Linked DNA regions of Homo sapiens: region 1 is linked to region 2. A link is an interaction called in ENCODE POLR2A ChIA-PET data of the cell type or tissue named here. Cell type or tissue: CD4-positive, alpha-beta T cell. All regions are shown on one strand. Links, peaks and the distances in the headings refer to the core of each region. The heading gives the core; the rest is flanking DNA. Region 1 overlaps SDCCAG8 (SHH signaling and ciliogenesis regulator SDCCAG8). Region 2 overlaps SDCCAG8 (SHH signaling and ciliogenesis regulator SDCCAG8).

Region 1 (5,381 bases), core at 84-5,083, 70 kb before region 2:
GAGCTGGACTTGGCGGGGAGAGGGAGGCGGCCCCGCACAGGCCAGGGAGGCCCCAGCACACATGAGGCCGGGGTGGAGGCCCTGGCTCTGCGGTGCCACCTGTCCTCCCCAGGGCGCACCCAAGCCCAAGGGTTCCTTCCCAACCGTGGGGTCTGAGTTTGTCATCTTCCAGCTTTCTCAAGTCCCCTGAGTCATGAGAACTTCCTCTACACACAGGCAGGTCTGTGTTTTATATGAACCATGTTTCCATGGTAAATAGATTTTAAGAATTCCCAAAGGACAGACAGTGTCACCAACAGCAGAGAGTGGAGCCTCTGGCTGCCTCATGTTTGAAAGTGTTAAAAATAAAGACAACACTGACATTTGGGGTTGTAATGTGACGGAATTACAGTCTTTTAAAGGCAAGAACCACTTATCTACACTACATGCAATATTCAGTGTTTTGTTCACTTGTCTAATTGGATTAAAATATTTAGCTCCCTTTAAAATCTTGATTGTGAATTTATATTGTGAAATGTAATGTCTGACTCAGGAAGCAATAAGTAGAGTGAATGTATCTGAAGGAATATAAAATTCAATTGACTTTTCTCCCATGATTCTTATTCTGAAAGTACTCACTCTTGGACAAAGTGAACTGTTAACGGAAGAGCAAGTCTGGCTAAAATGAAGCCCTATGCGCTTTTCAATATTAATTATACACGGGGCGCTCAGTCAAAAAACAAAAAGTTTAACTGTCTGCTGTTGGAGGTGTTTGGGGAAGTTTCTCCGAAGGTCGCGAGATGCTTATGTTAGACATGCAGCACCCAGGGTCTTGTGTCATTTTTTAAAAACACTCAGGCAGCAGGGAGTTAATGACATTTTAGCTGCATATGTTCAAGTTTATTTAAAAAAATATGCAAGTCACTTTGGTTGACAGTGTCTTGTACACAGTTTTGAAAGAATCAGGGCAAACTTTAACAGAGTCAGTTTTTATTTGAAAAATATTTTCTGGGAATGTATCAGTGTTTATTTTTGAGACTGACAATTCGGGTGAAAATCAGGATAAAAACAAAAAAACAACAATTTGGTTGAAATCAAATTGTTTGTTTTCATCTATTTAGAATTCTTTCCAAAAAATCTTGGTTCAGGAGGAGGCTTTTTAATTTATTTTATTCAATGTATTTGCTGTTCTATTCAAGCGCCATCTGTCTTACAGGTAGCTAACTTTGTGGTAGCTCCTAAGTCAGCTGGGCGAGGCCCCCAGGGCTCCTGGAAGGACCACAGTAAATTAGGTGACACCTCCAAGGCCTAACATGGGCAGCCTGCAGCAGCTCCGCCTTGCAGCCAGGCCTCCCTCGGCAGGGAGTCTTGCTCCCTGAGAGCTGTCACTTTTCTAGAACCTCCCTTCTCCCTTTGCTTCCAGTTGCAATGGGCCTTTCCTCCCTTCATCATCTTCTGTGTCTCTGTGTCCCCTGCTTGTTTTCGGCTCTCTTCTATGAGTCCTTTGGTATAATGAGATAATGTCGATGATCTTGAATATAATCACATATGGCTGCTGGATCCATGCACAAGTTTAAATCAAATTAGAAAGTAAATTCACTGCCAAGAATGCTTAAAAGTCATAGGGCCAACTGATTAACCACTGACAAGTCAGTTTCCGACTCTGTTTTCTAAACTGTAAGTGATTCATATGAGGGGACTAAAAGGGAATCACTCCCCAGATTGAACACTGCAGACAGAACCAAGCAGCCTGCTCAGGATACGACGGCTACCAGAAAATGCAAGTCAGCCAAAACCGTATTCATTACCAAATAAGAAAGCAGACACAGAAAATCATCTTGATGGTTGAGACCATCCTCTAAGTGGACAGATAATTTCTGTTTTCCCCTGTCCCAGATGCCATTCTCCCCAAGACTCATGTTTCCTCACCAGCTGGCTCCAACCTTCCTAGCCAGATGTTAGAGCCCCCAGGCTCTGGGCCGCAGACCCCTGACCCTGCTCCAAGCTGTCAGGCCCTGCCCAAACTCCCCTGAGACCCACCACCCTCACCCCGAATCCCCCTCCCCCCACCCCCACCACCAAGGTTTCAGCCTCCCCCAGCCAGGGCCTGCCTCTCAAGAGGGCGAGAGTGCGACTACCCAGCCCAGTCTCAAACAAAAGACAGGCCAGGGTGTGTGTCTGGAGGCCCTGACCCTCCCGGAATACAGAGTGTGGGGAACTGCATCTAGGCAAAGCTGGGCTAGTGCTTCAGTGTCTGTTTCTCCACAAGGACAAGTAAGAGCCATTTCATGACATTTAAAAGCTATTTTCTTGAAGTTGTTTCCGAACCCAGGTGAGGCAGGAGATCAATAATGCCATTATTTGTAGTCACCCTAAACTAAGAACAAGCCAAGAGGCCGGGCAAAGCTCATGCCTGTAATGCCAGCACTTTGGGAGGCCAAGGTGGGCAGATCACCTGAGGTCAGGAGTTCGAGACCAGCCTGGCCTACGTGGAGAAACCCAGTCTCTACTAAAAATACAAAATTAGCCAGGCGTGGTGGCAGGCACCTGTAATCCCAGCTACTTGGGAGGCTGAGGCAGGAGAATTGCTTGAACCCAGGAGGCAGAGGTTGCAGTAGGCCAAGACCATGCCATTGTACTCCAGCCTGGGCGACAAGAACAAAACTCATCAAAAAAAAAAAAAAAAAAAAAAACAGCTGGGCGCAGTGGCTCACGCCTGTAATCCCAGCACTTTAGGAGGCTAAGGTGGGCGGATCATTTGAGGTCAGGAGTTCAAGACCAGCCTGGCCAACATGGCGAAACCCCGTTTCTATTAAAAATACAAAAAAATTAGCTAGGTGTGGTGGTGGGTGCCTGTAATCCCAGCTACTTGGGAGCCTGAGGCAGGAGAATCACTTGAAGCCGGGAGGCGGAGGTTGCAGTGAGCAGAGATTGCACCACTGTACTCCAGTCCGGGTGACGGAGCAAGACTCCGTCTCAAAAAAAAAAAAAAAAAAAAAAAAGCCAAGAAACGAGCCGAGAGCTTGAGCCAGTGCCCTGAGTCCTGCCCACCGCAGACAGCGCCGGGGAGCGGGGAGGATGGGGGTTCTCGTGGCCAAAAGCATCCATGTGGCAGCTACCACTACCAGGGGCTCCCTCTGCCAGCCATGTTGTTGTGAGTGTTTCAGAATTCAAGCAGAAACAATTAGAATAATGAAGCCTGCCAACAGGCTAGACACTTCCTGTTGGAGGCCACAGGCCAGCCTGAGCCCCACCACCAGGGGCAGCGGGGCTCAGGACCCAGGACAGGGAGGGAAGGAAAGGGGTGGACTTTGCTTTGGAACCATTGCCCGACCCATTCTCTTCTGGGTATTAAGTGGACAGAGATGTTTAGAGTTTGACATGCAAAATTAAGTTAAGCTTAACTCATCCAGGCTGAGAAAACGGAAGCCTTTAGTTAAACCATCTCTAACCCGGACATGAGGACAGCTCTAACCCTCAGCTGCCCAAGATCTGGACCCACAGGCCACTCCAGGAAAACAGAGAGGGTGGCTGAGCACTCCGGAGCCCTCAGGCGGCACCGCATCCAAAATACCTGCTCGAACCTACAGCAGCCTCGCCCACATCATGGCTCAGCAGAAGCCTAACTCACAACTCAAGCTGATTCCATGACAAGAAGGCATCGCAGAGGCTGAAGCCCACTGACAGCCCCTACCTAGAGGTGAAGGCCAGGCTTAGCCAGAAAAAGCAGGCTCTGGGTTTAGATATTCAGCAGAGAGCTTGCAAACCTGGATCCCTGCCTCCTCTCTGACCACTAGTATTTGCAACTGAAAGCCAACATTCCCTCTACCAAATTTCTTTTGTCATGTTCATATTAAAATAACTCCAAGTGTAATATTTGAATCTGAAAGGCCGCTTTAGAGATGAGCCAGATGGGCCAGTATCAGATAGCACAGGAATGGGCAAATCATTGCTGTTGCTTCAGGCAAAAGAAGAAAGAAAGACCTGCTAGTTTTTCTGAGGATTTTTTGAGGTTTGGGGTTTTTTTAATGCGTTTTGTGAAAATTTTGCAACTCATTTGGCAATAGCCAGATTTTTAAAGCCCTGGAAGAAGCTTCTAAGCATCGGTGATCCATGTTAAGATCTAAGTGTGCTGTAAAGCAGGCAGATGGGGAGTTAAAAGGCAAAGCCCACGTTCTCCTGATCTAGTCCAGAGCCCAAAGGAAGCTGCCGTGTGCTCCAGCTTCCACGGAAGACTCCCCACAACCTGAGGTCTGACAGAGTTCTTGGCTTTAGAGGCTGAAGATTCACTCATGCCAGGAGTCACGGTCCCTCCCTCCTATGTGACAAGAGCCTAGTCACCTGCCAGGAGACCTAGTGGCTCCAGTGGTCCTGATCTTTGGCTGGCCAGGCCTAAAGCAGGTGCTGCTGGGGCCCTCCCTGGGGACCTGCCCACAGGGCTGGGTTCTGGGCTGGGTCTGGTGGAGGATGAGGGGGTCATCCTGAAAGCAGAGGGGAGGGGAGTGGCACTGGTCCCACAGCTGCTGCTCTGCAGGCCTCTGCCTTCCCTGAACCTCTCCCAGGACCCTCTGAAGATGAGGGAGAAAGGAAACACCCTCACACGTCCTCAGCCTGTGTGCCCAAGGGCCCGTGGGGCATCCCGCCTGCACTCAGCACTCCCAGTAGCCCGTGAAGCCAGGCGTGCACCATGCCCACTGTGCAGAGGAGAAACTGAGGCTGGAAAAAGGCTTAAGTTACTTGTCCGAAGCGGGGGCAGGGGATTCAGCACAGTGACACAACCTGGAATAATTCTCTGTTCTTTCCAGCTCCAAACACTTCAGAGGTTTTCAAAATGTAGTGTCGTCCAGAATCATCCCAACAGCTTGGCAAAATTCAGGTTCCAGGGCCCTGCCATGGAGCGTGCCAGGTGAGGCCTCGCCTCCTAGATTAGCTGTGGCAGTGCGGCTGTGGCTCGGACTTTGAGCGGCCCGCTCCCCCACAGTCCCTGGGAGCAGTCTCAGAAGCATGGGGACAGTAGAGGCATTTCCACCTCCAGGCCTTAGCTCCGTGGCGCCTGGGTGTGCTCATTTACTGTCTGTGAACACATGTTTGGCAGAGGGATTTTGGACCGAGTGGGAAAAGTCAGTACTTACAGGTTCCTTGAGCACAGGGTCATTTTGTGAGGAGAATGAGACTCCTCTTCGTTTTCATTTCCAGATGCATTTTTCATATTAATCATTCCAAGCACTTACTGCCTGAAGTCCCCAGGGCACTCACAGAGCACCTGGGTGCAATCCTAATTAAAGGCGGAGGCCTTGGTCAGCCCACGGACCACCTCATTATCCTAACAAACTGCTTGACGGGGCAAAATGCACAGCCTCTCTGACAGGAAGAGAAGCGATTTAGCAAACGAGGTTTCATAC
Region 2 (5,381 bases), core at 165-5,164:
TTGATCTTTTCCCAGGCACTTTCCAAGCAAAAGGCACTTTTAAAAAGAAAAATCACAAAGAAAAAAATAGATTTTACAATATAAAAATACAAAACTTTTATGCATAAAAAAATCACATTTAAAATATATCATAGGTTTGTGTGAGAGTATTCATTGTAGCATTGTTTCTAGAAACAACCTTTCTTTGCAACCCATAATCTGGAAACTTAACCAAGAAATCTATCAACAGGAGCTTGGTTATGTTACTTATTATTCTGATAATGTGGCTATTTATAAGTGATATTTATTGATCTAAAACTGTGACATATTAGTAACAAAGAGAAAACATTAAAAGTCAGCATGTGTAATGTGATTTCATTTTATAATTTAGAAAAATATTTTGACATGCATACCAACTATTAATATTGGTTATTTCTGGATGGTAGGATCAGGAATGTTTTCTCTGTTCTGTATTCATCCTTTTCCATACTTTCTAAATTTTTAAAATAGATATGTATTTTATTTGTTTTAAATAAATTCATTCTGATTTTGAAAAAAATCATAATAAAACAAAATGTAGATGTCACTGGTGGGGGAGGTTGTGTGTGGAAGGAACAGGGAATATATGGGAGTTCTGTACTTTCTGTCCAGTTTTGCTGTGAACCTAAAACTGCTCTAAAAAATAAAGCTTATTAATTAAAATCAATGTAAACAACAGGAAATTATTTACAAAAATAAGACAAACATTAAAAGCATAATTTAATGAAACACTAACTGCACTCTCCATCAAAATTCCAATTAAAAAGTATAAGAAATATTGAAAATATCTACAGAAGAAACACAAATGATCAATACCATTTATAACATATTCAATTTCACTATTATTCAAAAAATAGCACAACAAAACCAGATACTACCACCAAATATTTACTGCATGCCACCGTATAACAAACAGTGAAATCCATCCTTTACATTCATGATCTCAATTAATCCTATAAGGTACTTGTAAGGGTTTCTTTTCTTTTCTCTGTGAGGTAAACATGAAGTTGAATAATTTGCCTAAGGTCATCCAAGTAGTCAAGCCCAGATATTACTTAGTCCACCTCTAAAGGGGTGGTTCCACCCACCTGTGCAATATTGCCTCTCATGCTTTTTTAAAAAAATCTCACTTCTTTGTAATGTTATTTACTAATATGGCTACATATACAGTTATTAGAAGTTAGTGTAGTACTTCAGCAAGGTAAAACACATCAACACCCTTAAAAGGATTAATCGTCTTGGACCAGCAATTAAGGAAACAATCAAAAATTTAGATTTAGGTACAAAGTTTTTGTTGTATTATTATTCATAAACGGTTAAAAATTGGAAGCATCTTAAAAGCCTAATAATTCTTATACACGCAAATCATTTAATAAAGTTTTGTTTTCAGAGTATTTACTGATATAGAAAAATGTTCATTAGATATCAAATGAAAAAGCAGACGCAAAACTGTATATACGGTATAATCTCAATCACACTATAAATGTACACAGACATACACATGAAAAATGACTGAAGGGAAATATATCAGAGGTAAGAATAGTTATCTCTAGCTGGTAGTGGCACAGGAAATTTTCCTTAATTCTTCTTTGTATTTTCCAAATTCCCTGCATTGAGGATGTCTTACATAATCCCAAAAATATAAATGTTATTTATAAAGTACACATCACTATCAAGTGTGTATTGCAACAATCTTTTTTTCTGCTTCACATTTTTGTTTTTTTCTTTGTTTATAATTGTAATTTGCCTACCAACTTCCATTTTTCAATAAAAATTTGACATATATGCCTGCACATCATCCTTTTTCTGTCTGCAGCTCACGATATGTTCCTAGAACTAGTAGTTTGCAAAGCTCAAAGAGTAAACTTACAAGTTTTCTGTTAGTTAGGAGATACATTTCTGGCATGATTATCCTGTGTCATATAAAAGGATAATTGACTCTAATCCATTTTCATAGAAAATTCAGGCAATTTCTGGCTTTACAGAAGCATGAACTTTCCCCTGTATTTTTATATACCAGTTATGTTGCATAATTGCATTTGCATGAAATATATTTTACTACTATAATTCGGATTAAAATGATAATTGCTTTCAAAGGGAAATACAATATCTTAATTTTTTATTCTTTTAGGTTCTAGTTTGACTTTTGGTAACAATTAGCAGAGGCCAATATCAGTCTCCTCTTGTAGAAAATATAATTTTTATAGTATCCCAACCTAACATCATCTAAACATGCAAAGGAAAAAAACAGTTCAACCGGGTGTGTGTTCTTCACCTCAATTAAACTCACACAGTTGGATACCTACTGTTGCCAAAACAGTAATATAATTTACACATTATAGTCCACACAGTAAAACTACACTAAAAGTCATTTAACAATATTTATAACACCATAAAGTATAGTGTTAAAATATATGAACTGCAATATGTACCAAAATTATAAAATTTGTTTCTCATCATCAGTGATTAAAACCGGGATCATTGCTCTAGCCTCAATACTCACAACCCTGGTGACAGATTAGAATTCAAATCTTAATGATCAATTTACAATTAACAAGATAGAAGTGAAACAAATTAAACCAACCATTATATATAACGAGACCCCATGGACTCCCATTGTTCCTCTTAATTACAAAACGCAAATCACAAATACACAATGGGCAGTGTTAGACATCAGTCCACAAGCCTCACAACCCAGAAAGTGACAATGACAGAAAAGAAAGAAGCAAAACCACATAGACCCTGGTTCTATGCTCTATCCTGTTCTTTTCAGTGTGCAAGAGGTGGAAGCTAAAACCTAGCACACACTTCTCTCCACTCTGTGGCTGGCAGAGGCTCACTCCCTGCCAGCACCCAATCCTTCCAGCTCTCCCAGGCCAGGTGTTAGATAGCACTGCAAACCGCACTGCAACGTTTTACTGCTGATTCATCTAAGCGCGTGGGGAGAGAGAACACTTCCTTCACTTTGATAAAGAAAAATCACAGTTGTACCGAAGATATTTAAATAGCTCCGTTTACCTCCTTCAAAAAACAACCCCATAACTATAATAAGCTCTCAGAGTACTGGGGAATACAGAAGGAAGGATAGCGAAAGTTTATGTGAGCTTCAACTAAAATCAGCCAGAATGTCTGCCTGGTGCCAATTAAAAGCAAAATGGAATTAATTCTCTTGCCTGATGGTCAAAAACAAGCTATACAACATGCACAGAATCGGCAGTTCATTTTAAGTTTTAAAATGGGACGTGCCATTCACAAACCCCGGGGTTACAGACACCACTACGTGCAGTGTGGAGTACACAGAGCGCGCAAACTACTGTGCTAATCACTATGGAGGCTTCCAGAAAACAGAAGCAGTCGTCACTGCCATAATGCGACTTACGGTCTCCTTGGGGAGAAAACACATACAACAGACACACACACGGAGGTACCATTTCAAAACATTTTCACAGAGCAACAGAGCAGCCTAGCATGAAGCTGGGGCAGAGAGTAAGGGCGTACGTGCACGCCGAGCCCATGCTCTCAGCTTTCCCGTCATTCTGCATGGGCTTCAGTCAAATGACTAGATCTGTGAGTTTAAAATCTTGTTTTAAATGGTAGGAATCTATTTGTTTAGTTGGTATTTTGAAAAACAAGACTCTTAGAGTAATGTTGCTAGTAACAGAGGAAGGAAAAATATGTCTTAATTATTGCTCAATACAAAATAAATACACTTACTTTTCAAGAAGAATTTTACTGTAATACTCTGAGGAAAAGCTGGACCAAAATTACCATATGGATTGCATAAGTATAAATTTGGAGACTGAGTTTCCACAATGACAAAACTTTAGAAACTCCAAGATTTTCCTTACCTCAAAGCACAGGGAAAATTATTTATCCCAATAGTTTGGCATGGGGTATGCAGAGGCACACTCCTGGAGGGCTTCTTCAGAGTTTACTACATTAATAATTTGTATTTTAAAAGAAGCAGTTTAAGCCCTTCAAGTTTTATAGGTGGTTTCAAAGCAGAAGGTAACATCAAAATGGAATGTAAAACTTAACATGAATGAGTTATTGAAAATGTCATAGTAAGAAGCCAGGGAGAAATGAAACTGGAACTAAAAGAAATTAAGAACAAACAACCCTAAAATCAAAATTTGTCCTATTCACTACCTTCTTGTGAGGCACACAAAATGCACTTTTCGTAAGTTTTAGGGGCGCTTGAGAGTTTTAAAAATAGTAAGTAACAATTTATCAAGTGTTTACTACTTGCCAGGCCTTGGTTGAGTCAAATTGTAAACTTAGAGTAGGTGCCTGCTTTAATTCATCAGAGTTACAAAATACAACTAGATCCACATTTTCCTGATCTGGCTGTTTTAAAAAGGCTTTCATTGTGGCATAGACTTATGTCCGTCGGAAAATGACAGTCAGACTTTCCCTGGCAAAGACAATAGCTATGTAAAGTGATACCCAAATTACCAGTCAAGACCCTTAAAAATGCCACCAGTGAAAATAATAGCAGCTACTGTGTATTACTATGTGTCAGGCACTGTGCTAGGCACTTGATACGTGTATGTATGCGTATCTATATACACAATTCTAATTCCCATAACAATCCTGCAGTGTGGCTTTAGAAATGTTTTTACAGAAGGAGAAGCTGAGGTTTGGGGAAATGAGGCCATGTACCCAAGGTTACAAAGCTCCAAGTGGGAGAGTGAGATTCAAACCTAGTTCCTCTGAATTGCCATGTGTTCTTTACTGCACACTGTCAGCCATCAACAATGGGACAGACTGGCATCAGAAGTCAGATCAGGAGGTGCGAATAGCACCACACCTATTTGTTTCATTCATTCATCATTTATTCATTAAATGCCATCTATGTCAGATACAAAAGAATACATCCAATTTACAAAGTACTGTTCAGGAGCTGGAGGAATGAGAAGCAGGAGGAGCAATAGAGGTTCTGAGTTAGACCAGTACAGGCTAAGATGACAGATCTAGAGGAGGAAAAAGAGGGCCTAGGGGCACAGAGTAAGTTAACCGTTACATGCCAAGGACGCTTACTTCTCCACGGAAATTTAAAGGTGAATTTTTCCTTCCCAAACTTTCTCATCATAACTACTGTGGCTTGAATTTTCTTTAGCAATAGATGTAAAATACTGTAATTACCATAAGAAAGAACGTATACTTTGGAACCAGAAATACCTATGTTAGAACCGTAGCTCTCCCACTCACCAGTTATTTAAACAGTTTTGGTTTCCTTATCTGGAAGATAATAATTCCTGCCTCAAGTTGTGGTGAGAATTAAATAACATACCAAGCACCTTTTTGTCTCTTTTATATAATAAATTTCCCTAATTAGGTCTCCTTGGAGAGCAAGATCACTA

The links. Peaks named below come from ENCODE experiments on the same cell type or tissue, not always from the same donor. Only the 100,000 strongest peaks of a DNase experiment are listed, where the experiment ranks them.
Region 1: POLR2A ChIA-PET joins it to region 2 with 5 read pairs; 3 of 35 experiments call an interaction of 5 or more read pairs at or near these places.

The regions. Positions count from the first base shown.
Region 1 is chr1:243,489,896-243,495,276 of GRCh38, reverse strand. The region is part of intron 17 of SDCCAG8 (SHH signaling and ciliogenesis regulator SDCCAG8); the gene reads right to left. It also overlaps a transcript of AKT3 not described here. Among named protein-coding and RNA genes, the nearest start is that of MIR4677, 150 kb to the right of the region's middle. RefSeq lists enhancers at 4,391-4,914, 4,915-5,381. In CD4-positive, alpha-beta T cell, for the core only: no CTCF peak of the experiment used is centred there; no DNase peak of the experiment used is centred there.
Region 2 is chr1:243,419,502-243,424,882 of GRCh38, reverse strand. All of the region lies in intron 15 of SDCCAG8 (SHH signaling and ciliogenesis regulator SDCCAG8), which reads right to left. Among named protein-coding and RNA genes, the nearest start is that of MIR4677, 76 kb to the right of the region's middle. In CD4-positive, alpha-beta T cell, for the core only: no CTCF peak of the experiment used is centred there; a DNase peak (open chromatin) is centred at 2,892; H3K4me3 peaks cover 869 bases.